Linked DNA regions of Mus musculus: region 2 is linked to region 1. A link is a loop called in an ENCODE intact Hi-C map of the cell type or tissue named here. Cell type or tissue: left cerebral cortex. All regions are shown on one strand. Links, peaks and the distances in the headings refer to the core of each region. The heading gives the core; the rest is flanking DNA. Region 1 holds the start of Ceacam1 (carcinoembryonic antigen-related cell adhesion molecule 1). Region 2 holds the start of Ceacam10 (carcinoembryonic antigen-related cell adhesion molecule 10).

What was found. Peaks named below come from ENCODE experiments on the same cell type or tissue, not always from the same donor. Only the 100,000 strongest peaks of a DNase experiment are listed, where the experiment ranks them.
Region 2: a loop joins it to region 1, with 14 times the contacts of the local background. A loop is called at or near these places in 6 of 42 quality-filtered maps.

What each region holds. Positions count from the first base shown.
Region 1 is chr7:25,470,161-25,486,456 of GRCm38, reverse strand. It overlaps Ceacam1 (carcinoembryonic antigen-related cell adhesion molecule 1), which reads left to right and starts at 8,832. Exons shown (of 9, transcript NM_001039185.1): 1 at 8,832-8,986; 2 at 9,754-10,113; 3 at 11,653-11,937; 4 at 12,405-12,659; 5 at 14,384-14,659. The coding sequence starts at 8,923. The region is part of intron 4 of 4732471J01Rik (RIKEN cDNA 4732471J01 gene); the gene reads right to left. Gm38967 (a long non-coding RNA gene) reads left to right here. Exons shown (of 2, transcript XR_881898.3): 1 at 1-457; 2 at 2,766-3,271. In left cerebral cortex, for the core only: a CTCF peak has its summit at 6,816 (motif pointing right); DNase peaks (open chromatin) are centred at 6,820 and 8,806; H3K27ac peaks cover 250 bases.
Region 2 is chr7:24,768,058-24,784,353 of GRCm38, reverse strand. Ceacam10 (carcinoembryonic antigen-related cell adhesion molecule 10) reads right to left here and starts at 7,150. Exons shown (of 4, transcript NM_007675.4): 1 at 7,015-7,150; 2 at 5,869-6,228; 3 at 3,125-3,484. The coding sequence starts at 7,078. In left cerebral cortex, for the core only: a CTCF peak has its summit at 8,020; DNase peaks (open chromatin) are centred at 9,861, 10,210 and 10,216.

The DNA.
Region 1 (16,296 bases), core at 2,926-10,925:
ATAACCACTCACAACTCAGCAATGGCAGTTCAATTCAGAAGAAACCACATGGCTCCACCTATTGGCCTGAGTCTGCAGAGTCAGCAAGTAGCCAAAGGAATATCACAAGAAGTTCTTCAGCAAGTTACTCTCTACCAAGTTACAGCAAGTGAACATTAGCAACGTGATGCAAGGCAAACCAACACCAGAGCCTCCTCCCACTCTCTGTGGGGTCATATTTACATTATTTCTAAACATCACAGGCCCTCTCCTGTGTCTGCTTCAGCAAAACATCCTTTCACCTGTATGCACCTGCAAAACAGCAGATAACATAACTGAGTTTCCTAAGAACCAGAAATTTCCACTTCATAGATGTCTCAATGTTGCAGAGGCATCTCAGGTGACTGTTCAACACCAGCTGTCTCTGTCATATCTACAGTTTTGGAAGCTGCTTGCTCTGAACTTCCTGTTTACTCAGGTAAAATGTATCTTTCTCACGTCTTTGGTGGGAATGAAGACTATATAGTTATAGTCTAAAAGTTTCCTTGTTATCACATTCAGAAAGTTAAAACTCACAAAAGAGGTTCACGTTTATAAACATATAAAGTTTAAGTTGTGCAGGATCTAAGAGGATGTTTTAAAGGTTGATAAAAACAAGTTATAACTGTTGAAATGTCAAAGATGTTTAAAGATGGCAGATGCAAGCTGTAAAGGTCAGAGAATCTGAAAGCTTTAATAGTGATAGAAAGTGACTTAGGTGCAGAGCTTTGGACTCACCAAAATAGGATCAATAGTGGAGCACTTTCTCCAAAGTTGCCAGGTAAAAAGGACTGGACATTTGTGAATGTAATTCTTACCTGATAATTGTTCTTATTATATATCATCTATTGATTTGAGAGAAAGACCCTTTATTTGTCTAAAAGGGGAAGATGTTGGGATAATGTCTTGTGTAAAGGTTACCTTTGTATTATTCCAATGTTGATTTCTGTGGCAAAGATTTGAGTACAGGCCAACCTTGTTATTGTTATTTTTATGAAACTTTACCTGTCTAAGTGTTTTGTAAACATTCTTCTCCATCCTTCTGATTGGTTTACTAAAGAGCTGAATATCCTATAGCAAAGAGGAGAGGACAGGAGAGGGGAGGGGAGCGGAGGGGGAGGGCAGGATGGGGCGGGGCGAGGCGAGGCAAGGAGAGGAGAGACATCTGTCAGAGATTAAAAACTGTGGGAAAGAATCAGGCACAGGGGATTGGCCAGCAAGATGCAGAGGGAGAAACAGACGCTGGGACTGATTGGCTAAGAGAGAGGTAATGAGCCATGTGGATTAGGATAAATAAGTAAATTGAAGCTATACAAGCTGGTTGGGAACAAGCCTAAGCTAAGGCCAAGCTTTCATAATCACAAAAAGTCTCCATTCATTACCTTGGCAGCCAGTGGGTCAAACCAGTCCAGTGATGATATTACCAAAAGTGATCCAGTGCAATCCCCATCAAATTCCAAAAACACAAAAGCATATCTGTGAAGAGAAATAGAAAACACTACATTCACTCAGAAGCACAAGGTCCCAAATGGCTAAAGCAACCACGAGCAGAAGGGGGAGTGCATAGGAGTCACCATATTTAGGTCAAATATACTAAGAGCAAACATAACAAAGCAATATGGGACTGGCAAGAAAAGGGACATTCAAAACAGCGCAGCAGGACATAGGACCTAAAGTTGAACAGGATTTCCATCTTGCCTTACACTGGTCATTAGTCTGCTGGCCATGGACTCTCTCAGCCTATAGACAACTCTGTGAGGTGTTTTCTTGATTTGTAATTGATGTGGAAGGACCCAGCCCTCTAGGAGTAATGCCACCCCTGAGTATGTGGCCTCAAGTTGTATTAAAAAGCAGTTTGAACAAGCCTTGGGAGCAAGCCAGGAAGCAACAGTCTTCCAGGGACTCTGCTTCAGTTTCTGCTATGACTTCCTTTCAAAATGGACTTTATATATATATATATATATATATATATATATTGTATATTGTAAGACAAAAGAATTCCTTCTTACCCTAGTTGCTTTGCTCGTGGTGTTTATCACAGCAATAGAAAGCAAACTAAGTCACCTAGTTTCCAACAGTCCCAATATCTACAGACATCTCCCACAAGCCTGCTCTAAAATTGTCTTCTTCTCATGTCTCTGAGGATATTACTTTGCCTCCTGGCCATCACTCACCAGAAGAGACCAGGTGATTATAGGGGAGTCACCTAGACAGATGACAAAGCTGTCCCAGAAAGGTCAAGAGGACATGAACAGACCCCAGACACAGCTCAGCCCACACAGGCAGGTAGCATCTCTCCCTGAGACTATTCATAGGATGATGAGGTCCACATTCTCTCTTAGGTCACACAAGTCCCATCCTCCTGCACATCTAGGACACAAATCTTCTAAGATAACTGTTCCTGGGCTTCCATTCCTGGATCAGAACCTAACTGGTGACACCAGTGACAATGGTTCCATCCCCTCCCCAGTCATCACTCCACTGGCCCCTTTCCAGACCTCACAGACAATCTCTGTCACTTTCCTGCTGGGAGTAAATCCCACTTCCCAGAGCATTGAGATTGCTCAATGGGCAGACTGGGCTCAGCAGGGTTTCTGTATCACAAGAGGGAATAAACCACAGGGTTTAGGAAGGACAGGGGCTCCCTCTGATGCTGGCAGGGCCAGGGCCAGGACATGGCAGAGGTTAGCCCTGGGGTAACCTGGTCTCGAAAATCAAGTGATCCTGATTAACATTCCTACTCAAAGTGTGTTCTAGAGGACTGGGCCATGAAGACAGAAGGGCAGAAAGGACTGGAAGGCCACACTGAGAGCAGAAGAGGTTAGGGACTCAGCCCGTGTGTCTCTGGGTGCTGCTGCTGCCTGTCTGAAAGTTCAGCTTCAAGGAAGGACAAGAGGCCTGGCACCAGAGCAGCAAGGCACGGAAGCAGTGCGGGAGCTGAAGCGCTTCTCCACAGAGAGAGGACAGAGCAGGCAGAAGAGACCATGCTGTTCAACCTCATGGTGCAATAGGGTAATGTCCTTAAGCAGGGAGTCCTGCTCACTAGTGTCCACTTGAGGAAAACTCCTTCCTGTGTGCGCCCCAGCGCAATACCATCCAACACAATGGACTCTCTAAGGAGCCCTTAAGTGTCCACTTCACACATGCAGCAGGGTGGGAAGCAGTGACTAAGGAATGGGGTTGTGTATGACCAAAGTATATTTTCACGTGGGTGTGGAGTTGTCAAATAATTAAAGTACTTTCAAAAAAGTAAGTGGCTCCAATCCTCTTCACTATTTGAAGAAAACAGAAAAAAAAAAAAAAAACTTAGAACACAAAAGTGCCTCCACCGACCCTCATTCGAAACCTGGGGGGGTGGGGGGGGGAGGGGAGGGGAGGACAAGAGCAAGCAAGCTGGTCTACCTCCCAAAGGCTTAATGTTCTGGAAACTATTAAACACTTTCAAATGTGAAAAATTAAATTGCTTTTAAGTTTTAGAAGAATTTGCATTAAAAAACAATAGTTGGTTTTGTGAATGAATACTGGCCCTCATGCTTTAGTCAAGTTTACTTAAGTCTTCTGGATAACTTTATGTCAACTTGACACAGGCTATAGTCATGTCAGAGAAGGGAGCTCCAATTGAGAAAATGCATTCTTAAGATACAGCTGTAGGCAACCCTGTAGGGAACTTTTTAAATTATTGATCCATGAGGGAGGGCCCAGACCATTGTGGTTGCTGCTGTCCCTGGGCTGGTGGTCCTGGGTTCTATAGGAAAGCAGGGTAAGCAAGCCAGTAAGCAGCCCCCCTCCATGGCCTCTGCATCAGCTCCTGCCTCCAGGCTCCTTCCCTATTTAAGATCCTGTCCTGCCTTCCTTTGATGATGAGCAGTAAGTAATAGGGAGGTGTAAACCAAATAAACCCTTCGGACCCAAAGTTCCCTCTGATCATGATGTTTCATCACAGCGACAGTAACCCTCAGACAGCAAGTTTGTGAATTAAATCTACAAACGGAAATGAGAATATGCAGAGCAGGAAAACATTTATAAACTATACTCACAACAAATAACTGGTACAACTCAGAAAAAGCCCAATACCTAGTTATCATGGAAATACAAATTAAACAGCTGTGAGATACCAGCCCACCCCAGTTAGAATAGCTATAATCAAAGTAACTGATAACAAATGTTGGGAGAGGTGTTGGTGGCTTTTTAATAAGTGTTTGGTTTTCTCTTTACCCGGGTAGCAGCTCCCGAATAATAGACTGGAGTATTATATTTATTTAAAGGTTTAAGGGCACAACTGAGCAGTATGAACCTATTTTAATCCTCTAAGCTAATCTGGTGGCCTCCCAGCCCAAATCCCCAAGATCCTTGCATTTTATGGCTTTCTCTGCTCCAGCTGTTTCTCCATCATGTCTCATGGACTCTCTCCCCTTGGCTAATCTCTCTTCCTCCTCTCTGTTTCTCTCCCTTCCTTCCTCCCTCTTTCCCTCCCTCCCCTGGATGGGAGGAAGTCCAGTCCTATTCTATAAACCCTGCTCAGTCATTAGCTGATCAGCTTTTATTGACAAATCAGAGAATAAATGGGGACCAATGCTTACACAGCCCTGAAGCAGGAGACACAGTATAGATAGTTACCTGGCAAAGGGGCACAGAAATCAGCATTATACAAGGTTAATATTTAAACAATATGCAATAACATTATGCCTACAGAGAGAGTGTGGGGGGGAAGAGAAACACACACTCATTGCTGGTGGGTGTGCAAATTAATAGCCATTATACAAAGCTGTGTGGAAGTCTCTTAAAAAATAGCAATACCATATAACGCAGCTATTTCACTGGACATATACCCAGAGAACCTGTACCCTACCATTGAGATATCTGCACTCCCATGATTACAGCTGCTCCATCCCATATAGCAAGGAAGTAGAACCAACCTAGATCTCCATCAATATATGAATGCACAATACAAGTCTACCACACACTCACACATACACACACACACACACACACACACACTCACACATACACACACACACACACACACACACACACACTGTGAAGTATTGTTCGTCTCTACAGAAAGATGAATCACAAAGTTTACAGGGATGTGGATAGACTTAGAATATATCATGTTAAATGAGATCATTTGATCTCAGGAAGAAAACCCCATATGTCCTTTCTTGTTTGTGGATCCTAGCTCTAATGTCTGCATGTACACATGTAATTACATATATAACATTAGGAAGGAGAACATGAAGGGGTTTGGTCTGGTTTGGTTTGGTTTGGTTTGGTTTGGTTTTCAAGACAGGGTTTCTCTGTGTAGCCCTGGCTGTCCTGGAACTCACTCTGTAGACCAGGCTGGCCTGAAACTCACAGAGATCCTCCTTCCTCTGCCTCCCGAGTGTTGGAGGTGTGCGCCACCGCCTGGCAATGGTGTGGTAGTTCTAAGGAGACAAAGTGCTCCCTCATGGGCTCACACATATGATGTACCTGGTGTGGGCCCTTTGGATGCTCTCTCGCATGTAACCGGTTTTGACGTAAAACAGGCCCTTAGCAAGCAGTGTCCACGTGGGACTCCATGCGGGGCTGCTGCCTTACTGGGAGGCCTGGATCTGAAGTTCTGTCTTTCATCCTTTGAATATTCCTGTACAGTGTAGTTCTTGTAAGTACCAACAATTAGGGCCCATAGTTCTTTAAACAAGAATTTCACCTATAAAAACTATAGAGAGTGAAGACACTCATAAGTATGCTTAAATAATCATAATTATGAATTTATAAAACAAATTCCAAGGAATGCTGACTCACTGCTACTGCATCTCAAATACTAACACACCAGGAATTACACACACTAAGAAGCTTCCTTTTTGTGGTTTTTAATGTTACAATTCTTTTTTTAATATATGTATATAATTTTTATTAGGTATTTTCCTCATTTACATTTCCAATGCTATCCCAAAAGTCCCCCATACCATCCCCCCGACTCCCACTTTTTGGCCCTGGCGTTCCCCTGTACTGGAGCATATAAAGTTTGCAAGTCCAATGGGCCTCTCTTTCCAGTGATGGCCGACTAGGCCATCTTTTGATACATATGCAGCTAGAGTCAAGAGCTCCGGGGTACTGGTTAGTTCATAATGTTGTTCCACCTATAGGGTTGCAGATCCCTTTAGCTCCTTGGGTACTTTCTCTAGCTCCTCCATTGGGGGCCCTGTGATCCATCCAATAGCTGACTATGAGCATCCACTTCTGTGTTTTCTAGGCCCCGGCACAGTCTCACAAGAGACAGCTATATCAGGGTCCTTTCAGCAAAATCTTGGTAGTGTATGCAATGGTGTCAGTGTTTGGAGGCTGATTATGGGATGGCTCCCTGGATATGGCAATCTCTAGATGGTCCATCCTTTTGTCTCAGCTCCAAACTTTGTCTCTGTAATGTTACAATTCTAAAATATGCTATTGTTGGTGAATGAAAGTGCTTTGCTTTAAAATTTAGAAGTCAGAATAAAGCAATTATAGAGAAAGCACAGTTCTAGGATATTGCTGCCCAGGAACAAGATGTACAACTAAGTTACTAGACACATGGGAATGGGAGATCAACCTCATTAGTCACCGTGGAACTGCAGATCAAATGGCAGTCAGTCTCATTTCACAGATATAATAGTCTCTAGCTAAAAAAAAAAAAAAAAGGAATGGATCCTGAAAAGATCTATACACTTGGGATCTTTCCTGGAAACCTTAGTGCTCAACTCCTCCACAGTTTTGAAAGCCTTGTTACCATCCTTAGGGCAACCCAGATGTGAGCTGCAGGTCTCCTCCTGAACACCAGGGGGCGAAATTGGACCATATAATCAACAGAAAAAACTCCTGAGCCATGACCACCCCTTGTATATTTTCTTTATTTACATTTCAAATGTTTTCCCCTTTCCAGGTCTCCCCTTCAGAACCCCCCTATCCTTACCTCCCTCCCCCTACCTCTATGAGGATGCTCCCACATCCACCCATTCTCATTCTCCTGCCCTGGCATTCCCCTACACTGGAGTATTGAACAGCCTCAGGCCTGAGGGCCTCTCCTCCCACTGATATCCAATAAGGCCATCTTCTGCCACATGTTTGGCCAGGGCCATGTGTCACTAATGGATACAGAAAATGTGGTACAGCCGGGCGGTAGTGGCGCACACCTTTAATCCCAGCACTTGGGAGGCAGAGACAGGCGGAATTCTGAGTTCGAGGCCAGCCTGGTCTACAAAGTGAGTTCCAGGACAGCCTAGACTATACAGAGAAACCCTGTCTCGAAAAACAAAAAAGGAAGAAAGAAAGAAAGAAAGAAAGAAAGAAAGAAAGAAAGAAAGAAAGAAAGAAAGAAAGAAAGAAAGAAAGAAAGAAAATGTGGTACATTTACACAACAGACTACTAATCAGCCATTAAAAACAATGACTTCATGAAATTCATAGGCAAATGGATGGAACTTGAGAATATCATCCTGAGTGAGGTAACTCAGTCACAAAGGAACAAACAAACAAGATATGTACTCACTGATAAGTGGATATTAGTCCAAAAGTTCAGAATACCCAAGATTCAATTCACAGACTATATGAAGCCTAAGAAGAAGAAAGACCAAAGTGTGGATGCTTCACTGCTTCTTAGAAGGGTGAACAAAATCTTCACAGGAGGAAATACGGAGACAAAGTGTGGAGCAAAGACTGAAGGAAAGGCCATCCAGAGACTGCCCCACCTGGGGATCCATTCAACATATAGCCACCAAACCTGTACACGATTGTGGATGTCAGGAAGTGCTAGCTGATGGAAGCCGGATCTGTCTGTCTCCTAAGAAGCTTTACCAGAGCCTGACAAGTACAGAGGCAAGGCGAAAGCTCACAGTCAACCATTGGACTGAGCATGGGGTCCCAGATGGAGGAGTTGGAGAAGGGACTGAAGGAGCCGAGGGGGGTTTGCAGCCCAGTGGAGGGAGCAACAGTGCCAAGAGGCCAGACCCCCACAGAGCTCCCGGGATCTGGATGACCAACGAAAGAATACGCAAGAACCTATCTTGCAACCTGGATTGCAGTTTCCATCCCAGTTGACACACCTGGAGCCAGCTCCCTCACCTAACCATACTCTGTCCTCCTGGCTCTTTCCTGTATCTCTGAGAACTCCATTCTGCAAGGACAGCCGATGTGGTCCCTTCCATCCTCCATCATCCATGGGAGAGATGGGAAATCCCAGGGCATTCACCAAGGAGAACAGAGCCATCCTGGGACGGTTACGGAGGGCACGGGCAGACCTGAATCACATTTGGCCAGCACAGGAAGCTGGGGAGGTCTCCCTGGCACCCTCCATAGGAAGGTGGAGCACACAGTCCTCTTTCCAGGACACACAGGTCACCTCCTCCTGCACACCCAGGATATGAAGCCCCTGAGACAACTTGTATCCTAGGATCAGACACATGACTGGTGTCATCAGTGACGATGGATCAGGTCCTACCCAGTCATCACTCAGCTAGGCCTTTCCTTAACCCTCCAGATAACTCTGCCACTTCCTGCCTGGAGTAAACCCCACCTCTGTGAGCATTGAGAGCAGGGCACAGAGGGCTCCCATGGGGGTTTGTGTCACTCTAGGCTACAGGAAATGCTGGAACTCCTGCTGCAGTTGACAGCCCCAAGGCCAGGGCACAGGGCACTCCTCAGCCTTGCTGCTCGGAGTATGTTCTAGAACACTGAACTGGAAAGAGGAATAGAAGGACGGGAGGCCCACACTGACAGGAGTTCAGCATTGTCAGACTCACAGGCTCCACCCCCAGCCCACGTGGATCTGGGAGGTGCCCTCCCCTGGGAGGAGACAAAGCTCCTTTAAGAAAAGCAGGGCAGATATCAGGGCAGCCTGGCTTAGCAGTAGTGTTGGAGAAGAAGCTAGCAGGCAGGCAGCAGAGACATGGAGCTGGCCTCAGCACATCTCCACAAAGGGCAGGTTCCCTGGGGAGGACTACTGCTCACAGGTAAGGAGATATTCCTTCCCAGTAGAGAGCAGGGGAGCTCAGAGACTGGCTGGGCTCTTCTGGGAGAGGAAAGGAACCTGAGAAGGGACATCTGGCTTCTGCTTGAAGCTTGACGGCAACAGGAAGCTCTCAGTGAGTGTGAATTGGCTAGTGGTGAGGAGTAACTCAGTTCTTTGCTATTGTTAAGTTTATCGCACTGGCTAGGATATCCTGAAGACTGAAGTCCACAACTCTGTCAGGGTGACTCTCCACGTAAAAACCAAACTGGGGCAAGTAAACAGAATTATTGCATACTACACTGAGAAATTTGCAAATACACTAGGCTCTGGGACACTGATTTGCAAACAGGTATATGAGCATGTTCCAGGCAGCAGGGATTAAGCCAAAACCCACCTAGCCCTGCACACAAAGCCCTAGTTCTATGTGTAAAACGGCAGACCTGCGAGGGCATCTAGGTGGGGTCAGGTTGGCAAGCACTTCAGAAAAAATCAAAGCAGAGAAAGGCCAGAAAATGAAGGTGCAGGGTCTTTAGAGGAGGGGGTCAGAGAAGATAGGCCTACACTCAGCAAAGACTCTGAGTGTGAGCTGGGGTCTGAGGGCAGTGAGAGGTGAGCTGTGTGAATGCCGGAGAAGAGCGTTTCCTACAGTGGAAAGATGAGGAATGGAGGTGATCTGCTGGCCACCACCCAATAGGACACAGGCACAGCAAGGCTGAGAGGTTTTGCAAAGGTCCTAAGATTGATAGGTCTTTCTCTCTTCCCTCTTAGCCTCACTTTTAGCCTCCTGGAGCCCTGCCACCACTGCTGAAGTCACCATTGAGGCTGTGCCGCCCCAGGTTGCTGAAGACAACAATGTTCTTCTACTTGTTCACAATCTGCCCCTGGCGCTTGGAGCCTTTGCCTGGTACAAGGGAAACACTACGGCTATAGACAAAGAAATTGCACGATTTGTACCAAATAGTAATATGAATTTCACGGGGCAAGCATACAGCGGCAGAGAGATAATATACAGCAATGGATCCCTGCTCTTCCAAATGATCACCATGAAGGATATGGGAGTCTACACACTAGATATGACAGATGAAAACTATCGTCGTACTCAGGCGACTGTGCGATTTCATGTACACCGTAAGTAATTATCTGTAACCTCGGCGTCATGGGTAGAGTTAATCCTGCTTCCCACACAGCACTGTCAATCCTTGATGACTCAACTATGTCCCCTACATTGTGGTGGGAGCATTTAGTTCGGGGCACACAGAGGGGAGAAATACAGCAATAAACCGCGATGCCTCACTTGGACCCACTCCTTCAGAGAAGAGATTGTGAGGTAACTCAGTGTGAGGATGTCAGACTCTGCACAGTAACTTAGGCTGCTTATCCTGAGCATGGCCTCGAGAAAGACCCTTCAGGGCTCAAGCAGGGCCTGCCTGAGGAAACCATGAGAATCTCACGGAGAGGTGAGCACCAGGAAACTTTGCTCCAGACCCAGCCTGGACTCCAGGAACCCTGGGAAGTTGTTAGCCTGGGTTGAGATTTGCCCTCTTGTTAGAGCTGACAGGGACAACGGTTGATTGTAGGCTGGTAGGCTGTTGACAGTCAGCCTAGACTAGAGCCATGTCTGAGGTAGGTCACCTGGGTATCTCCTTCTGAGACCCAGTGTGCTCTGCGTACATGGAGAGGTATGAAAGACAACTAGCCAACTGTTGTGATGTTCCTGTGAGACTTCCCAGGAAAATCGAGAGCCCTAAAATGATAGGAGGAAACCGTGTACAAATGGCAGCTCCTTGCTCTCCAGGGTGTCAAGCCCAGGGATTATTTCCTGCAGCAAATAGTAACAGACTCTGGTCTATGGAAGGTCAGATCATTGCTCCTTTTAAGGTTCATTTGCAGGCATGGCAATGATCATTTACCATATGTCCTATTATGGGGAAACTGAGGCAGTAGATACAGTCACTGAGTCAGGGTCACATAGGCCCTGGGTGGCATGAGTTTATCTGTCCAGAGCCACATCTCCAGCCTCCCCACCCTGGAGATCTTATTAGGCACTTGTTATTCTTTTAGATAATTTCTTGCACTCAGGCTTCTCTTTTGGGGGATCTCTTCTTACTCATGTCAGTCAACACCAAACACCCGACAAAATTGGCCCACCTTGTAGCCCGGCCCAACCTGAATGCTAGGCAACTGCAAGTCTCTTGTGTGAGGTATTTGACAGGCTGTGAGGATTCTCTGGGAAGCTCAATGGGAAGTGTCCTCACTGCCCATCTGTAGGACAACCCTGAACAGCAAAGGCTTGGAGGGCACCTGTCTACCCTGAGCAGCAGCTGTCCTGGAAAATGGAGGGAGTCGACAGATTGTGTCTAAAGGCAGACAACCAGTCAGTGAGTACCAGGACATAAGAGGAGGTCTCTGATTCTGAGACTTGGATCTGTGCATCAACAAACTGCAGCTCAGTTACTCAGGAGAGAGCCTTGCTTCTCCCATACACAGTGCAGGAGACCCCATCCTCTCTGAGCACTCAGATACTCCATCTGCCTATAATTTGCCTCCTGCCTGGTTCTCTAAGGATCTGGGTTGGCAGGGAGGTAAGAGACCAGCTTGGATTGAAAGAGGCCATTGTAAAGATCAGAGGTACCACACAGGGCAATCTTCTCTCTATTATCTGCACAGCCATATTATTAAAGCCCAACATCACAAGCAACAACTCCAATCCCGTGGAGGGTGACGACTCCGTATCATTAACCTGTGACTCTTACACTGACCCTGATAATATAAACTACCTGTGGAGCAGAAATGGTGAAAGCCTTTCAGAAGGTGACAGGCTGAAGCTGTCTGAGGGCAACAGGACTCTCACTTTACTCAATGTCACGAGGAATGACACAGGACCCTATGTGTGTGAAACCCGGAATCCAGTGAGTGTCAACCGAAGTGACCCATTCAGCCTGAACATTATCTGTGAGTAACTTCTTCCCCATCCTTGCTACAGCTGCCTAAATACAGAGAGCTAGAGCCGGGACACACATTCGCTTCTGGGTTCATGACAGACCCACCACATATATATATCTAGGTGGGCCATGATATGCTGGCCTAGCCCAAGCACATGAAGCCAGGCGCAGTCCTGAGCTAGAATGAACTGGAGGGATTACTCCTATCTAGAGAGGATCAGGGTGATGGAGACACAGGGGACATCTCAGACTCAGGCTCAGCGAACACTTGAGTGTCCAGTGGGGCTGTTCTCTGTGTGTTAGTGATGGACCAGGACGCATGCACACTACATGAGTACCCTTCTATTAACCTTCACCCAGGCTCTGGCTGGGACCTGCTTAACTGAAGTTATAGCACAGATCCTGTAGCCTTCTAGAGACCAGGATTTCCCCTTCCCTCTGCTGACGTCACATTTGGCTTTATTCTGTTTGCTCCAGATGGTCCGGACACCCCGATTATATCCCCCTCAGATATTTATTTGCATCCAGGGTCAAACCTCAACCTCTCCTGCCATGCAGCCTCTAACCCACCTGCACAGTACTTTTGGCTTATCAATGAGAAGCCCCATGCATCCTCCCAAGAGCTCTTTATCCCCAACATCACTACTAATAATAGCGGAACCTATACCTGCTTCGTCAATAACTCTGTCACTGGCCTCAGTAGGACCACAGTCAAGAACATTACAGTCCTTGGTAAGTGGATCTCTGAAGTATCAGCACCAGGGTTGGAGTGGAGTCTTTTGGTGTTCTGGGAAGGTGCAAACCAGCATCATTTCCAGCCTGTTTCTATGGGAACAGGCAAAATGCAATCCTCCCCAGAGCTGCTTCCTCCATCCCTGTATCTAACCCCTTTCTGTTTCTCCTGGCTGATCTGGCATTGAACTTGGAATGGAGGAGGAGGTTCTCCCAGCCTTGAAAAGCCTCAGGTGGTGTAAGGGACTTCCCAAGGGAGGGAGATTTCCTTCTGTCACTAACCCATGCCTTCTGCCATTTCCATCTTCCTTTGGTGATCTCCATGACTGAGAAGGAACACTCAGGGCTTTGAACTATGCGCACATTCATTTTCTCCAAGTGAGAGGAGAAAAATCCCCTCAGATGGGGACCAGCAGCTCTGAGCTCTGCTCCCAGATCTGTTCCTGTCTCCCTGAGTGATGGGATGGGAAGACTGGGTTACAGGAGATAACTGGGAGCCCTGTGCTGAGATGGGGTGAACCACGTTGCAGGGAATTTGATGATGCTTTTTCACTTGCTCTTCTCAAGGTTTAAAAATAAACATAGGCTGAGTGTGGTGGTGCACACCTCTAACCCCAGCACTGAGGAGGGAGGGGCAGGGGGAGATTTATGAGATTGAGGCCAGCCTGGTACACATAGTGAGTTCCAGGCCAGCCTCAGCTGCATAGTGAGATCCTGCCTCAAAAATCATAAATAAATAAATAAATAAATAAATAAATAGTGAAAGAAAAGGCCACTGGTGGTCAGCAAAGAGTACATGGGGATTTGCTTGTTCCCAAAGACTGGAAAAGTGAAAAAGTGAACTTTGGGGCAGTTGGCTCTGAACTGTGTCCTGGCTCTAAAGGTCCAGCTGTGTGAGCCCCAGACACCAGCACTGGGTGATCCCTGAGAACAGTGAAGGGCACTGGCTTGCAGAACAGGGACCTTCCTGTTGAGTTTCTGTGTAGAGGAAAGGACAAGGAAAGCACCTGGTGACTCTGTGGTATGCTCCATGTGTGGTGGCTCACACCTCTAATCCCAGCACTCAGAGGGCTGAAGCAGATGGGTCTCTGAGTTTAAGGCTAGCCTGGTCTACAGACCACGTTCTAGGCTATCTAGGACTGTACAGTAGTGAGACCTTGTCTTTTAGAGAAATCTGTAGTGAGCACCAGAGTGGCAAGCTGTTGATAACACTGTGACCATTCACTTCCTCACTGTGGTATTTAGTCCCTATCCATGGGGCAAGGAAATAACATTTTTCTTCTCATAGAAATTCTTTAGTTTGGGATTTCTCCCAGTCCTGTGGTCTAGGCTTTGACATCTTTAAGATTAGCTGGGCCAACTTAACCGCATGACAAATTAATTACAGAATAGAGAGCTATTTTGTGACAGAGGTACCTGATACCGCACTCACTGAAAGTTAGCACAAAAAAAAATCATTGGGAAAAACATTGCTCCCTGGTGAGGTTTCTGGATTTATGGAATGGAGAGGCTCCTGGTGAGGAATCTATACAAATGCCCTGAGACAAGGGTCACTCTGAGTGATCTGGGTAGGAGGAGTTTACATCTCTCTCCTTACAGATCTTACCTTGAACTCTAACATGTGACCCTACAGAGGACCGTTTCATTCTGTGGGCCCTGTGAGTTGGTTGAGATCTCTAAGGATGAAGGACTCTCAGCTGGTCCCCTCCTCTGTTTGTCCACAGAGCCAGTGACTCAGCCCTTCCTCCAAGTCACCAACACCACAGTCAAAGAACTAGACTCTGTGACCCTGACCTGCTTGTCGAATGACATTGGAGCCAACATCCAGTGGCTCTTCAATAGCCAGAGTCTTCAGCTCACAGAGAGAATGACACTCTCCCAGAACAACAGCATCCTCAGAATAGACCCTATTAAGAGGGAAGATGCCGGCGAGTATCAGTGTGAAATCTCGAATCCAGTCAGCGTCAGGAGGAGCAACTCAATCAAGCTGGACATAATATGTGAGTGACCTTGCCACCCTTCTTATTACAGAGTGTTGACGGTGGGTGCAATTTATCAAGGGTGTGAAAAATGGGTAAAAGTTTCAAGGAGAAAAATACATCTCAAGATACAAATACAGCCACCATGGCGATGGATGCGAATCAATTCACAGTAAAACACATAATAAGCTAAGCATGGCACCTTTAATCCCAGCACACCATAGGGATCTCTGAGTTCCCAACCAGCCTTGTCTACATAGCAAGTTCCAGGTTACCCTGCAAATACAGACTACAAGTCTTTTTCTTGTTTTTAAGTTGGGATGTTTGGGGTTTTTTGTTTTGTTTTGTTTTGTTTTGTTTTTCCACTAGTGTTGGAGTTTCTTGCACATTCTGAATATTAACCTCTTGTCAGATGTTTTACTTACAAATATATTCTGCTATTCTAAAAGCGGACTTTTTTGTCACTTTCCTGGTAAAAGCCTTTGTTTATTATTAGTAATGGTTTTTAAATTGGCACAAAAATTGAATACATTTAAGTGAAATTATATCTAGATACAGGAATGATTAAAACAAGTTGATTGACACAGTTGTTACTTCCTTTATACTTTTTATGCTAAGACATTTAAAATTTATTGTTCATTTCTTTGCAATACATTATGGCTGACTATAATTCCCCTGATGTGTCAGACCTGTCAAAACCTAACCTTCTGGTCTGTCTTAAACCTTGGACCCTGACCAGTGACTCCCCATCGCTCCTGCTCCACGAAGTCTCTGGTCAGCTTCATTCCACTCTCTCCTTCCACATTGTTGAGATCATGGAAGAGACTGTGTGGAGTTTCCCACGCAAGGCCTGTCTCACCCAGCATCCTGTCCTCTAGGCTCTTTCACAGAATCACATGACAGAGCTGCCTCCTTTTAAAGGTCCAGTGGCACTCCTATGTGAAGATACATTCACATTTTCTTACTTATTCATCCACTGATAGACATTTACTGTCCATGCCTTGATTATTGTGAAAAGTGCCACAAAGACCTGCTGGGCTGTATGACTGATAAGATCCTCTGATGCACAAACATTTTCAATTTTGCTAAAGTCCACTTTATCTATTTTTATCATGGCCCTATGCATCTGGCACCATGACAGAGAAACTGAGCCAAATTCAACCTCAAGAAGCTTCCATCCTGTTTTCTAAAAGTTTTATGGTTGGTGTTCGGCTCTGATATTAGGGTCTTTGATACACTTAGAATTGATTTTTATATGATGTAAGGTGATGGCTTAGAAACAATCACTCTTTTCCCTGGATATCCCATTTCCCCAATCCCTTGTTTAAAAGATAATCCTTCTATCATTGAGCAATCTTAGCCTGATGAAAACTCTTCTGGTCCCAGGTGCAGTTGGACAGCAAGAATGCTTTCCAAATTCTGTAACTGGAGAGGACACCTCTGCTTTACACCAACTAACTCTTTCAAAAGAGCCAGGAGAGATGAATGTTCATAACACCAAAAAATGACAAATGAAGTGAGAGATGTGCCATCCTCTCTGATCTGACAGCACATTATAGTATACATGCAAAACATATACAGTGGCCCATAAACATGCACATTTATCATGTTCAACTAATCTTGAATTGAATCATTGGCCAGTGTACATGAGCAGTTCT
Region 2 (16,296 bases), core at 4,287-12,286, 700 kb after region 1:
CTGAAGATACAGCATGTGTCTCTCTGTGAGGAGGCTCGGTATCTCCTCTTCCTCCTCCTCCTCCCCCCTCTCCTCCTCCCCCTTCCCCCTCCTCCTCCCCCTCCCCCTCCTCCCCCTCCCCTGCACCTCTAGCTCCAATTCCCTCTGCTCCCATCCCCTGTCCATCAGAACAGGTCCTGATGCTGCAGAGACTGTTTCCTGCTGCTTCATGTCCTCTCTTGTCTGATTGCTCTCAGTCAGAAAACATTGTTGGGGAGGTTTCTCACCCTCCATAAAATAATTAGTTCCTTTTCAGTCACCATACTGGTCTCCCAGACCCTGTATTGAGCCCGGGCACGGGAAAAGACATGGAAGGGTTGTTTTGTTTTTGTTTTTGTTTTTGTTTTTTTTTCTTTTCCTGGTGAGTGAATGCTGCATCCTGAAACTACAGCAATGAGCTAAAAACTATATACCAGTTCACTTGAGACTCTTAAGCATCTGAAGCAGGCTTGTGCTCAGGGTGGGCCAACTGCCCTCTTTTACACAGTCTCCTTCATTCTGCTTCTGGCTATTTTGTTCCCTCTGACTGGAGGATCTTAGCAAAGCTTGTCTTACAGGGGTGAATATTTAGTGTAAAAGACTGAGTATTCAAAAAGTTGTCAGGACCAAGCTACTAGAAATCAAGAAAATCATGTGCCCACAGCTTTTGAAATGTCAGCAGGGGACAGCTTGTGGATGCCTCTGTTAACTCAGCCAAACCAATGCAAATCATCATTGGAAAGCTTTGCCTCATAGCTCAAATTTGTACCAAAAACTTGTTGCTACTGCTTTTGGGAGAGCTAAAGGGCCGTTTCCTCCTGTATTTATTACATGCTAATAAAATAAAATGGCATTATTAGCAACATAATAGATATAATATAAAAATTATTAGCAGTATAATAAAAATAATATTGCTAATATTGTAATTACATTATATGGATAATATCTCGTGCCTGCTGAGAAGAATAGAATGCCAGGAGATTTATTTGCTGAGGTATAAATTGGATTAGCTCCTTATGGATTGATTATAGCTCCTGTAAAATCTTAACCTACTCCTCCAGTCTCATATTTTGGAGAATTTATAAAGCCTTCAGGAATCATTCCTCAAAGTTGGAAGTTAGGGAGGACACCTTAAAGACCAGATGATCTTCAAAACCTGCTAGGAGCCATAAATTGGATTATATCTATCTTTAAAATTCCCACACCACTCTTGCAACCTGAATCTGAAGTTCTTAAGGGGAATTGTGACCCTTCTCCCAGAGAATGGACTCAGCCTGCTTGTATGGTATTACGGTAGGCGGAAAACCCTCAGCTTCAGTGCATCTCAGATCCATTTGCTGTCGCTACATTGCTGGGTATCCTGTCTCCCAAATCCCCACAGGATTGCTCTGGGATGAGGGTCCAATAGAACAGATACATCTCTCTATTACCCCCCAAAAAGGTGATCACTCCGTATCGGCTCATAGTTGCTGAATTCATCATTTTAGTCAGGTCTCACACAAAGCAAGTATCCAGGCAAGCGCCAACAAAAATGTTGTATTCGTTTTGATGAAAAACTGTTGGGATTTTTGATGAATACTTTGCATGGCTTAGCACTGGCTTTTGTTGCAGATCCATTTCAAACTGATAACCATATCCCTTCGAGTAAACTTACTGATTTTGCATCAAAACATGCTCTATTCTCTTTCCTAAAGGAACCAGGCTGCAGGCATTGCCCTCTAAACAAACAGTATTTGTAGATGCCACTACATGTGTAGGTTCCTAGCAGTGCTTCACGGATTTCTCCCCACCCAGGTGCTTCTGCACAGCAGATGTCTCGTCACTTACATCACCTCACAATGGAAGCCTCAACCTCTGAACCCAAATTCTGATTTACAGTGCACAGTGCTGGCCAGGCAGCGCCTAGAAACATTGCAGCTTGCTTTTTCCATCACCTCTCTTCATTTCATTACACTTAATTCAACCGAAAAAGCAGACGCCAAAAATCCAGTTTATTTTGGCTATATCAGGTCACATTCTAATCTGCCAGGACTGTGCCCTTCCCAGCCTTGAGCAGGTTGAATAGACCTTGAGCGTTTGCCTTGTTGGACCTTGACAGCCTAAGTGGAGTTATCCCCCTGGGTTGCAAGTGCAACTTCCTACAGGAACTTAGAAGATGAGACTGCCCTCTGACCTTGCTTTGCAACATAATTCAGCTGGAAAAAAAAAAAAAAGGATTGGTCTGTGGGTTCCCCCTATATAAACACAGTGCTGAATATTAAATTTGGAGCCTTGATCAGAACCTTGTCTTGGCTTGATTCTTCTCTTGTCCCCCCTCCCCATCTCTTTTTCATTTCCAGCCCCCTTTTCAGGGAAATCCAGCTTGTCCATGGCCGCAGGACAGCTACACAGGACTTTTGTCTGAGGGAAATGCAAAGACAGATTCCCTTTTAATACTAACTCTTCTCCTAGAAATTAACAACCTAAAGAAAATACAAGAATCCCATGCACACTTTCACCAAAACACTTCATCATTAAAACCAAGCTTCACTAACTAAATAGCAGGCTCTCCTGATAGTTAATGGATGCCCTTCATGTGTAAGAGATAATACCAACCTCTACTCTCTTATGCCATGACTCCTGGAGGATTTTTGCCAAGTCATATCTGTCACATGGACACTACTTATGTCCCCAGATTTAGGAAATTAAAATATGTTCGTGTCATTCTGGATACACTTCCTCTTTGCTTATTGCTACTGTCCCCCTATCTGGAGAAGCAGTTAAGGATGCCAACTCGTTTTTATTCTAAGGATTTGCTCTTTTAGGCATCTGTAAAATATTAAAAATGGGCAATGCCATTGTGTACAATTCTAAGTATTTTACAGAATTTTGCCAAAAGTTTGATATAACCCATATCAGAGGCATACCATAGAAAACTCAGGGCAAATCATTTGTTGACAGAGCCAATGGACAATTTCAACATTATTTTAAAACAAAGGAAAGGGAGAAGGGTAGTATGGCTACTCCTCATAGAATATTACCTTCTAAATTATGTACCTAAAAATTGTAAATTTGTAAAGTAGGATTAGCTCTACCCACGACGCAGAGGTTAAAGAGAATTACTTACCGTGAACATTAAATTGCACAGGCATTAGGGTATGATCGAAGTTTTGAAATAGCATATCTAGTGCGTAGGCTCCCTCATCATTCTTGGTGACACCTTGGAAGAACAGGGATCCATTGTTGTATATGATCTCTCTGTCGCTGTGTGCAGGCCCCAATATAATCTTATTGGAGGCTGTTATAAATCGTGCAATTTCATTTCTTTCACCCGCAGTGGTTCCCCTGTACCAGTAAATTGCTCGGAGCGTCCGTGGCAGATTGTGAACAAGTAGAAGAACGTTTTCCCCTTCGGCAACGTTGGGCCGCACAGCCTCAACGGTGACTTGGCCAGTGGTGGGAGGGCTCAAGGAGGGTAAAAGTGAGGCTAAGAGGAAGAGAGAAAGATCTATCAATCTTAGGACCTTTGCAAAACCTCTCAGCCTTGCTGTGCCTGTGTCCTATTGGGTGGCAGCCAGCAGTACCACCTCCACTCCTCAGCAATGCTACAGCTTTCCACTGTACGAAATGCTCTTCTCGGGCATTCACACAGCTCACTGCTCACTGCCCTCAGATCCCAGCTCACACTCAGAGTCTTATCTTCTCTGACCTCCTCCTCTAAAGCCATGGTCCACTGGAGAGATGTTACATCAAATCAGATTCAGAAATTCTCTGGACCTAAAGATACGTTTGTGGTTCTCCTCAGGGCATATAAAACCTAGCAAAGATGTTTGCTCATTCTTTTTCTGTCTATAATTAAACTTCGGTCCATAAGAATGTCTCTGGGAATTTGTTGTTGTTGTTGTCACATTGGGAAGCATTATAGCCTTAATATTAATTCGGTTCTTCATATCTACTTTAAAGATTGACTTGCATACTCTGAAATTAAAAATCAAAAAGGGGGGGCTGGTGAGATGGCTCAGTGGGTAAGGGCACCCGACTGCTCTTCCGAAGGTCTGAAGTTCAAATCCCAGCAACCACATGGTGGCTCACAACCACCCGTAATGAGATCTGGTGCCCTCTTCTGGTGTATCTGAAGACAACTACAGTGTACTTACATATAGTAAATAAATAAATCTTAAAAAAAAAAAAAAAAATCAAAAAGGGGGTGTCAGGGACTCTTGCATTCAGCCTGGTGTAGCAGCCCTAAGAGGTTCCTAACCTAGGTTTTCAGGTTCGAGCCCATGGCTCCTGGGGCACCTCATGCCTTTCAGTTAGATGCCCCCCTCAGGCAGGGGAGATTTAAGCTATCTTTGTATCTCTGCATTCTCTAGAAGTCAGCAGAGCAAATAGAGTTTGGCAGAACAATTAGTCTCGGACATTATTCTTTGGGGACCCTGTCCAGCTCGAATACTGTCATTTTATCATGGCAACTACAATTGTGTTCTTCCTGGTAACCACCATTATATTCTCTTTCTGACAAGAGTATAAAAATGTCTGATTTCTTGCAATAATATTGACACAGTCTCAGTCTTGCTGTGACCCCCTCCTACAATACCTAATTTAATTCTCACTGACCCTGTCAGGAGACTCTGGCTCAGTAAGTAAGGGGCTTCCAGCTCATTCCTTCCCTCTTCCTCCATCACAGTAAGAGCTAATTATACACTCTTCCTCATGCTGGTTGCAGGCTCTTGTGGGAGAAAACAAAGCCTTCTCCTTCATCCTCTGCTAGGAAGGACACCAGCATACCTGGGACCCTGTGATTCCAAGTCTAGTGAAGAGAGTGTGGGCTGGTCAGGCCTGGCTTCTGTTGAGGAAAGCTGACTTCTGCTCAACACTTTCATTTCCTGGACCAGGCTTCCACTCAGGCTGTGCATGCCTGAAACCAACATCTCTGAACCCACTGCTCCTCTCCAATGCATGGATAGCTAATAAGGTCCCCAGGGTGTGGCTGAGGACAGACAAGCTAGTGCCACAGACACTCCGAGGCATATGGAGCCATGACTCAATAGCTATTTCCTACCCCCAGTTTTCCTATAACAGTGCACGTTGGTAAATGATCATTGCCATGCCTGCAAGTTAACCTTAAAAGGAGCAATGATCTGACCTTCCATAGACCAGAGTCTGTTACTATTTGCTGCAGGAAATAATCCCTGGGCCTGACACCCTGGAGAGCAAGGAGCTGCCATTTGTACACGGTTTTCTCCTATCATTTTAGGGCTCTTGTCCTTCCTGGAAAGTCTCACAGGAACATCACAACAGTTGGCTAGTTGTCTTTCATACCTCTCCATGTACACAGCGCACACTGGGTCTCAGGAGGAGATACCCAGGTGACCTACCTCAGACATGGCTCTAGTCTAGGCTGACTGTCAACAGCCTACCAGCCTACAATCAACCGTTGTCCCTGTCAGCTCTAACAAGAGGGCAAATCTCAACCCAGGCTAACAACTTCCCAGGGTTCCTGGAGTCCAGGCTGGGTCTGGAGCAGTTTCCTGGTGCTCACCTCTCCGTGAGATTCTCATGGTTTCCTCAGGCAGGCCCTGCTTGAGCCCTGAAGGGTCTTTCTCGAGGCCATGCTCAGGATAAGCAGCCTAAGTTACTGTGCAGAGTCTGACATCCTCACACTGAGTTACCTCACAATCTCTTTTCTGAAGGAGTGAGTCCAAGTGAGGCATCTCGGTTTATTGCTGTATTTCTCCCCTCTGTGTGCCCCGAACTAAATGTTCCCACCACAATGTAGGGGACATAGTTGAGTCATCAAGGCTTGTCAGTGCTGTGTGGGAAGCAGGATTAGCTCTACCCATGACCCCGAGGTTACAGAGAATTACTTACGGTGTACATGAAATCGCACAGAAATCGGAGTAATTTCAAAGTTTTGATCTAGCATATATAATGTGTAGACTCCCTCATCATTCTTGGTGACACTTTGGAAGAACAGGGATCCATTGCTATATATTGTCTCTCTGCCGCTGTGTGCAAGCCCCATTTTACTCCTATTAATGGATGTTACAAATCGTCCAATTTCATTGTGTCCAGCCCCACTGTTTCCCTTGTACCAGTAAAAGACTCGGAGCGTCTGCGGCAGATTGTGAACAAGTAGAAGAACATTGTTGTCTGCAGTAACGTTGGGCGGCACAGCCTCAACGGTGACTTGGGCAGTAGTGGCAGGGCTCCAGTAAGTTAAAAGTGAGGCTAAGAGGGAAGAGAGAAAGACCTATCAATGTTAGGACCTTTGCAAAACCTCTCAGCCTTGCTGTGAGTGCGTGTCCTATTGAGTGGCAGCCAGCCTCATCACCTCCATTCCTCAGCAACGCTGCATCTTTCCACTGTAGGAAACGCTCTTCTCAGGCATTCACACAGCTCACCGCTCACTGCCCTCAGACCCCAGCTCACACTCAGAGTCTTTGCTGGATGTAGGGCTATATTTTCTGACTTTCTATAAAGACCCTGTGCCTTTATTTTCTGGTCTTTCTCTGCTTTGTATTTTCTGAAGTGCTTGCCAACCTGACCCCACCTAGATATCCTTGCTGGTCTGTCTTTCTGCCCAGTAGAAGTAGGGCTTTGTGAGGTTTTGTGAGGCTAGGTGGATTTTGGCTTAGTCCCTGCTACCCGGAACACGCTCACATACCCGTGTACAAATCAGTGTCCCAGAGCCTAGTGTATTTGCAAATTTCTCAGTGTAGTATGGATGCTGTTTATTTGCCCCAGTTTGGTTTATACGTGGAGAGTCACCCTGACAGAGTTGTGGACTTCAGTCTTCAGGATATCCTAGCCAGCGCGATAAACTTAACAATAGGGAAGAACTGAGTTTCTCCTCACCATTTGCCAATTCACATTCACAAATACTCCGAGCTTCCTGTTGCCCTCAGGCTTCAAGCAGAAGCCAGATGTCCCTTCTCAGGTTCCTTTCCTCTCCCAGAAGACCCCAGCCAGTCTCTGAGCTCCCCTGCTCTCTACTGGGAAGGAATATCTCCTTACCTGTGAGCAGTAGTCCAACCCAGGGAACCTGCCCTTTGTGGAGATGTGCTGAGGCCAGCTCCATGTCTCTGCTGCCTGCCTGCTAGCTTCTTCTCCAACACTACTGCTAAGCCTGGCTGCCCAGGTATCTGCCCTGCTCTTCTTAGCAGAGTTGATTCTCCTCCCAGAGGAGGGCACCTCCCAGATTCACGTGGGCTGGGGGTGGAGCCTGTGAGTCTGACAATGCTGTTCTCCTGTCAGTGCGGGCCTCCCGTCCTTCTATTCCTCTTTCCAGTTCAGTGTTCTAGAACATACTCCGAGCAGCAAGGCTGAGGAGTGCCCTGTGCCCTGGCCTTGGGGCTGTCAACTGCAGCAGGAATTCCTGTACTTTCTATAGCCTAGAGTGACACAAACCCCCATGGGAGCCCTGTGTGCCCTGCTCTCAATGCTCACAGAGGTGGGGTTTACTCCAGGCAGGAAGTGGCAGAGTTATCTGGAGGGTTGGGAAAGGCCTAGCTGAGTGATGACTGGGTAGGACCTGATCCATCGTCACTGATGGCACCAGTCATGTGTCTGATCCTAGGATACAAGTTGTCTCAGGGGCTTCATATCCTGGGTGTGCAGGAGGACGTGACCTGTGTGTCCTGGAAAGAGGACTGTGTGCTCCATCTTCCTATGGAGGGCGCCAGGGAGACCTCCCCATCTTCCTGTGCTGGCCAAATGTGATTCAGGTCTGCCCGTGCCCTCCGTAACCTTCCCAGGATGGCTCTGTTCTCCTTGGTGAATGCCCTGGGATTTCCCATCTCTCCCATGGATGATGGAGGATGGAAGGGACCACATTGGTTGTTCTTGCAGAATGGAGTTCTCAGAGATACAGGAAAGAGCCAGGAGGACAGAGTATGGTTAGGTGAAGGAACTGGCTCCAGGTGTGTCAGAACTGGGATGGAAACCAGGCTGCAAGACATGTTCATCCCTCAGGAGTTTTTCTGTTGAGTATATGGTTCAGTGGCTCCCCTGGTGTTCACGAGGAGATCTGCAGCTCACATCTGGGCTGCCCTAAGGTTGGTAACCAGGCTCCCAGCTCCATGATGGAGCTAAGCAAGAAAGGCTCCAGATGTGGAGATCCTTTGAGGATCCATTCAGCTTTTTGCTAGAGACTATTATAGTCATGAAGTGAGACTGGCTGCCTTTTGATCTGCAGTTCCACGGTGACTAATGAGGTTGATCCCCCGTTCCCATGTGTCTAGTAACTTAGTTGGACATCTTGTTCCTGGGGCAGCAATATCCTAGAACTGTGCTTTCTCTAAAATTGTTTTATTCTGACTTCTAAATATTAAAGCAAAGCACTTTCACTCACCAACAATAGCATATTTTAGAATTGTAACAATAAGAAACACGGGCTGGAGAGATGGCTCAGTGGTTAAGAGCACCGACTACTCTTACAAAGGTCCTGAGTTCAAATCCCAGCAACCACATGGTGGCTCACAGCCATCCGTAATGAGATCTGACTCCCTCTTCTGGTGCACCTGAAGACAGCTACAGTGTACTTAGTATAATAATAAATAAATCTTTAAAAAACAAAACAAAAACAAAAAAACCACAAAAAGGAAGCTTCTTAGTGTGTGTAATTCCGGGTGTGTTAGTATTTGAGATGCAGTAGCAGTGAGTCAGCATTCCTTGGAATTTGTTTTATAAATTCATAATTATGACTATTTAAGCATACATCTCAGTGTCTTCACTCTCTATAGTTTTTATAGCTGAAATTCTTGTTTAAAGAACTATGGTCCCTAATTGGTGGTACTTACCAGAACTACACTGTACAGGAGCATTCAAAGGATGAAAGACAGAACTTCAGATCCAGGTCTCCCAGTAAGGCAGCGGCCCCGCATGGAGTCCCACGTGGACACTGCTTGCTAAGGACCTGTTTTACGTCAAAACCGGTTACATTCGAGAGAGCATCCAAAGGGCCCACACCAGGTACATCATATGTGTGAGCCCATGAGGGAGCACTTTGTCTCTTTACAATTACTGCACCATTGCCAGGTGGTGGTGCACACCTTTACCCCAGCACTCGGGAGGCAGAGGCAGAGGAATCTCTGAGTTCAGGCCAGCCTGGTCTACAGAGTGAGTTCCAGGACAGCCAGGGCTACACAGAGAAACCCTGTCTTGAAAACCAAACCAAACCAAACCAAACCAAACCAAACCAAACCAAACCAAACCAAACCCAACCCCTTTATGTTCTCCTTCCTAATGTTATATATGTAATTACATGTGTACATGCAGACATTAGAGCTAGGATCCACAAACAAGAAAGGACATATGGGGTTTTCTTCCTGAGATCAAATGATCTCACTTAACATGATATATTCTAAGTCTATCCACATCCCTGTAAAGTTTGTGATTCATCTTTCTGTAGAGACAAACACTACTTCACCGTGTGTGTGTGTGTGTGTGTGTGTGTGTGTGTGATAGACTTGCATTGTGTATTAATTTGTTGATGGAGCTCTAGGTTGGTTCCATTTCCTTGCTATAGAGGATGGAGCAACTATAATTATTGGGGTGCAGATATCTCAATGGTAGGGTACAGGGTTTCTGGGTAAATGTCCAGTGAAATAGCTGCATTATATGCTATTGCAAATTCTTTGAGGAATTCCACACAGCTTTGTATAATGGCTACAGAAATCTGCACACCCACCAGCAATGAATAAGTGTTCCTCTTTCTCCACATTCTCTTCAACATTTGTTATCAGCTAATTTGATTACAGCCATTCTAACTGGAGTGGGCTGGCGTCTCATAGTAGCTTTAATTTGCATTTCCCAAAATTAAGCATTGCTTTTTTTTCCTAAGCTGTACCAGTTACTTATGCCAAACACAAAAGCCATATCATATATACAATTCACAAGTGTGTTTTTCTGTTCTGTGGTTGTTATTTCAGTTTGTACTTTTAATTCATAAACTCACTGTCTCAGGGTTGCCATTGCTGTGCTGAAGCACCGTGATCAGAAGGGGGAGGGAAGAGCTTACTCAGCCTACACGTCCACATACCTGCTTATCACTGGAGGACATCTAGACAGCAACTCAGACAGAGCCAGTCTTGTAGGCAGGAGCTGCTGCAGAGGGCACGGAGGGGTGATGCTTACTGGCTTGTTCTCCATGGCTTGCTCAGTCTGCTTTCTTATAAAACCCAGGACCACCAGCCCAGGGATGGCCCCAACCACAATGGGCTGGACACTCCCACATCAATCACTAATTAAGACAACCCCCTACATGTGTCCTACAGCCAGATTTTGTGGAGGCATTTTCTCAATTGGGGCTCCATCCTCTCATATGACTGTAGCCTGTGTTAAGTTGATATAAATTTATCCACACTTACTAAGTAAATTTGACTAAAGCATAAAGGCCAATTCTCATTTGCAAACCAACATGTTCTTTTTAGTGCATTCTTCTAGGATTTAAAATCAAATTAAATTCTCATATTTGAAAATGTTTAAAAGTGTCCAGATCTCAGGACTCACAGGGAGGGACCTTTGATGAAATGCCGGACAGTAAGAAGAGGGAACTTATAGAGTCCACCTCCAGGAGGAAGATAGGACATCAAGTGAGGTATGGGTTTCCACCCCACAGTCACACCTCTGACCCATAATTGTTTCTGTCTGAAAGAATTACAGGGATGGAAATGGAGAGGAGCCTAAGGAAAAGAAGGTCCAGCAACAGGCCCAAAGTGGGATCCAGGTCAAGGGGAGGGCCCAAGGCCTGACACTATTACTGGGGCTATGGAGTGCTCACAAAAAGGGATCAATCATGATTGCCCTCAGAAAGACCCAACAAGCAGCTGAGAGAGTCAGATGCAGATATCTGCACCCAACCAATGGACAGAAGCAGCTGACCACTGTTGCTGAATTAGGGAAGGATGAAAGAATTTGAGGAAAATATTGATCCTATAAGAGGACCAGCAGTCTTAATTAATCTGGTCCCCCGAGATCTTTCAGACACTGGACCACCAAACAGACAGCATACACCAGCTGATATGAGGCCCTCAACACACATTCAGTAGAGGACTTCCAGGTCTATGTTCATTCAGAGATGATGCACCTAACCCTCAAGAGACTGGTAGCCCCAGGGAGTTTAGAGGTTAGATGCGGTAGAGGGTGTGGGCATCCATGTGGAGACAGGATGTAGTGGGAGGAAGTATGGGATGTGGAGCAGTTGGAGGGTGGGAGGGGAGGGGCGTGGATTGGAATATGCAGTGTAAAAAATGAATTACAAATACAATTAAAATTTTAAAAAAAGTGTCCAGAACATGGTATATCCTTCTGACCCTCAGAAAGCCTTTGGGAGGTAGACTAGTTCTCTATTTCTTTTTTTTTTCCCCAGTAAGGTTTCAAAGGAGGGGATAGGGGAGGCAATTTTGTGTTCTAGAGGGAGAGTCTCCAGGGAGAGACAACTGGAACTGGGAGGGTTCTCTGGGATGAGCTAGAAACCTAGAGCAATGGAAATTCCTAGGAATGAATGACGGTGATGCCAGTTAAGATTTCTAGCAGTGGGGGAGATAGAGCCTAGATGAGCCATTGGGACACCAACCCAGTCACAAAACCTTTGATTTGCAATTGTCCTGGCTACAAGACATGCTGGGGTAAAGGTGATACAGAAATTGTGGGAGGGATCAACCAATGGCTGGTCCAGCTTGAGACCCAGGCCATGAGAGGGAGCTCACCCTTGAAACTGCCCAGAGGGCCAGGAGCCAGAGGTTGGATAGCCCAGAGATCAGGATACAACTAGACACAAATGGGAAAAAAAGAAAAAGAAAGAGAAAAGGAAAGCAAATGAAATACTTTCTATTGACATTCTGCTATACTCATTTGTCAGCATCTAGCCTATTTGATGTCAGAGAGGCTTCACCCAGCAACTGATGGAAACTGATGCAGAGTCACAGCCAATCATTAGGCAGAGCTTGGGGAGTCCAGAGGAACAGGTCTGGGGAAGATGGCTTGTAAGAGTTAGAGGGGTCAAGAGCACCACAAGAAATCCACCAAATCAAATAGCCTGGCCCATAGGGCTCTACAGAGACTGAACTGTCAACCATGAAGTCTGCATGGCACTAATCTACACCCTCTGCACATATGTTACAGATGTGCATCTTGGTTTTCATGTGGAACCCCTAACATCAGGAGAGGGACTGTCTCTGACTCTGTTGTCTGCTTTGGGATGCTTTCCCCCCACTGGGTTGCCTTGTCTAGCCTCAATAAAAGAGGAAGTGCCTAGTCTTACTGCAATGTCTTATACCATGGCTGGTTGATATCCATCAAGGCTGGCCCTTCATTTTCTGAAGGGAAATGGAGGAGGAGTGGATGGTGGCAGGAAGTGGTGGGGAGGGAATGAGAGGAGAGGAGGGAGGGGAAACTGGTCAAGAAGTAAAATAAAATTTACCCATGAACGTGTCTTATGTCATCACCAGGGTTTACATTTACCATGTGTGTGTCCTACTTAAGGTTTCATTGCCATGAAGGGACAAAGTGACCTAGGCAACTCTTACAAACGACAGCATTTAATTGGGGCTGGCTTACATGTTCAGAGGTTCAGTCCATTATCATCATGGCAGGAAGCATGGCAGCATCCAGGTAGACATGGTACTGGAGAAGGAGCTGAGAGTTCTACATCTTGACAAAACTGCAGCCAGGAGAGGACTGCCTTCTAGGCAGCTAGGAGGAGGGTCTCAAAGCCTGCCCCATAGTGACACACTTCCTCCAACAAGGCCACACCTTCTCCAACAAGGCCACACCTCTTTCAACAAGGCCACAACTTCTCCAACAAGGCCACACCTCCTAAGGGTGCCACTCCCTGGGCCAAATACATTCAAACCACCACACCCTGAAACATTCTGCATTTTAATTTGTATTAATTATTCATGTGAGAAACACTGTCTCTTGAATACATTCACACCTGTGTTTAATGGTCCTATGTTTGCATCCATCCACATGACTTCTTCTTATCCTCCATGCTCATACAGCATAGTTCTGAGTCATTAGCTTCTGCTCATGGGAAAACTTTGCTTTCTCCTCATTGCCTTTTCTACATACTCCTTGTGTGTACTTAGTGTGTATGGAGGCTTGCATGAGTGTGAACTCACAAGTGTACACATGTGTGTGGAAGCCTGAGATTAACACTGAGTAGCTTCCCCAATTACTCTCACGTTTCCATGCTGACTTGGAGTCTGAACCCACAGCTTGCCATGTTGGCAAGTCTAGCCAGGGAGTTAGTTCTAGGTTTTTGCTGCCTTTGCTTCTCATGGAGTGTGTATGGTCCAGTTGAGACGCTATGCTTGTGGAGCAAGGGCATTACCCTCTGAGCCAGCTCCCAGTCCCACATTTTTCTTAAAACAAAACAAAAAACAAAAAATTGTTTGCCCCACTCACCATTTCACATCATGACCACATAGCTTCCTGCAACTGTGATGCAAGGTAGGGACTGCTGCAGACTGGACTCAGTCAGCCCCTAAACCCACAGGAGAATCAGGGTCCCAGTACAGGTGGTTAGGGAGTCGGCAAAAAAGTGACAAACAGATGTGAACACAAGGGAGTGTTGTATCTGAATGCAATTTCTCAAAGCGAGCATCAGACTTATATTACAGAAGGAAACAAGGAAGTTAAGTGATACATTAAGGTCATCCAAGGTGCACTGAAGTTATCGGATGCAAAATGACTTTTACAACAAAACAGAGGAATGCATACATAAAAGCTAACAGGAACCAACTGGGATAAAAATCAATGTTAACAACTGGGATCAAAAGCAGCCCCACCTAAGGTCAGCTTAATCTTAGAAGCCAGGGGCAAGGGCTTCATGCCCTTGCCATAGTTTCAATTCTAGTCTATTGTATAGTCCACCTTCTCCCTAGGCCATTGTAAATTCCTGTGTATGGGAGTGACTCTGCTCTCTGTTGTTCTAAGTATTTACTCTAGTTCCTTCTTAGACCACCACCTTCCTTCTTCCGAGATCATTGCAAATTCCTGTGTGTGGGAGTGACCCTGCTGTTGTTCTAAATATACTCTGTAGACCAGCCCTGAGATTATTAGCTCTATTCTAGTAGAATGTAATGCCTGATTTCTATCACTGTCTATCAACACTGGAGGCATATTCATCTGAATGAGTAACACTCTTACAAAGATCAAAGCCCAAGGTTGGCTGGACAATTTCCTAGGATATTGGAACACTGGTGAAGGCTAATCTAACTTAGCTATATGTCAAAATCAATCCTTAGAGGCACTTACAATAAAATATTGAAAGGAAGCACACAGATCTGTTCACCGACTAAAGCAAGGACAGATTTGGAACATTCGTTTTACAGGATGCCACGGTTCCAGGAGACTAAGTTTCTGTGAACTTTTCGCCTTGGGACTGCATCCAAGCTTTTGGGCCTGTCACGAAAGTCACTACTGGAGTGGGTGTGGCAAGGAACCCCCAGAGCCAGTCTCCTCACCTACCAGCCCACCCACTCACTGTGCCACCTGAAGGACTGTTTTGTGTCCTGGAGCTGTGACCCTAGAGCTGGTCTACATGCCCACCAACTATTCTACCTATGGTGCTGTGAAAGGAAATAAAACTTGAGACCTGTGATTCATGTAATTTATGTCAAATAGCCCAAAGAGTTGTTTGTGAGCTTTGAAACCTGGGGGTGAGAACATAGCAGAACAGGCCAGGACATGCCGGGCAGGCCCGTCATTAAGATATTACTGAGGCTGCTTAGCCATAAAGATAATGACATGCCGGACTGGCTCAGCGCCTCCCTATCTCCCACCCTTCTGACCTAAGTTAAATGTTAACAGGCTGCTAATGTTTAAATGGACCAATCATGTGAAACCTCGCCAATTCCTCCCCCAGCCCAACCCCTTTTTTATAAAAAACCCTAGCTTCGAAGCCTCGGGGTCGAAACCACTGTCTCCTGCATGAGATATGCTTCGACCCGGAGCTCTGCCATTATGGCTCCACCATGTGGTCAACACCTCTGTCTCCTGCGGGAGATATGTGTCAGCCCGGAGCTCCGTCATTAAACTACCTCATGCTTTTACATCAAGATGGTCGTCTGTTCGTGATTCTTGGGTGCAAGCCGAATCGGTAATTGAGTGGGGGTTTCCCCACTAGTCTCTTTCAGCTGCATATGGACAGCATGGCATTATGGGATATTAACCCCATAAAGATATCTCTAGAGCCAGCATGCCACCCCACCCATCAGTGGATCCCCCAGGACCATGTGGTATCTTATCCTCCTAACCCCAAGTAGGAATCCAAAGCCTTTCTTCCATCCCAGTCACCTCCACCACCTGGGAAGTGTGTGGCTTCTTGTACCCTGCCCTCATGGAGGCCTGGCCACTCCCACAGTGATCCCTGTGCCTGCCACCCTAAGCCTACAGTCTGGAGAGCCATTACAAACTTCTGAAGACCAGAAGCAAGAATCTCCTAACGCTAAAGTCTTTTTCCTGATCTCCTATTCTCTTACCTTCTCTGTCACTTCTCTCCCTGCTCTCCTCCCCACTCTCTCTCCACATGTTCCTGCCAGTCTCCACATTTTTATTCCCTCTCTTCCTCCTCTTCTTCACCCTATCCTCCTCCTCTCCCCCCTCCCCTGCCTTTCTCTGTCTCTACCCATCAATTCCCCTTCCCATGCCCTAAATGACCTCTATTACATACTATATCCATCCTATGACTGGTACCTCAGGGGGAAGGAATGTCTCAGTATGGTTCTGCAGAGGCAACCCTTTCCACCTCACCATACTGAGCCTCTACCAAACATATCCTGGTTCTCTCTCTCTCTTTTTTCCTTCCTTCCTTCCTTCCTTCCTTCCTTCCTTCCTTCCTCCCTGCCTTTTTTATAAAACACAACATCAAAGGCCTCTTTTAGCCTCTGCAAGCACCAGGCATGCAGGCAATGACTTCTATACATTCAAAATAAAAAGAATTTTACAAAACAATTTGTATCCACTAGGCATCAGAGCTCACACCTGCAATCCTAATACTGAGGAAGATGAAGCAAGAAGAGAACTACTGCAGTCATCTTCAGCTACATTGGGAGTTCAAAACCACCCTAGACCCCAGGAGGTGTGGGAGGGGTGGGGGTGGAGGAACAGGGAGAAGGAGAATGACTGATGATTCATTTTGATTTGGCTGCAAAACACCTCGATTCATAAAGAATGATCCCTCTGGCTGAGTCTGTGAGGGGGTCTGTAGCTCCACCTGATTCCAATGGATCAAAATCTGAACAGAGTTTTGGCTCCTAGCTGAGCTGTGGAAGGATTGCCGGAAGCCACTTA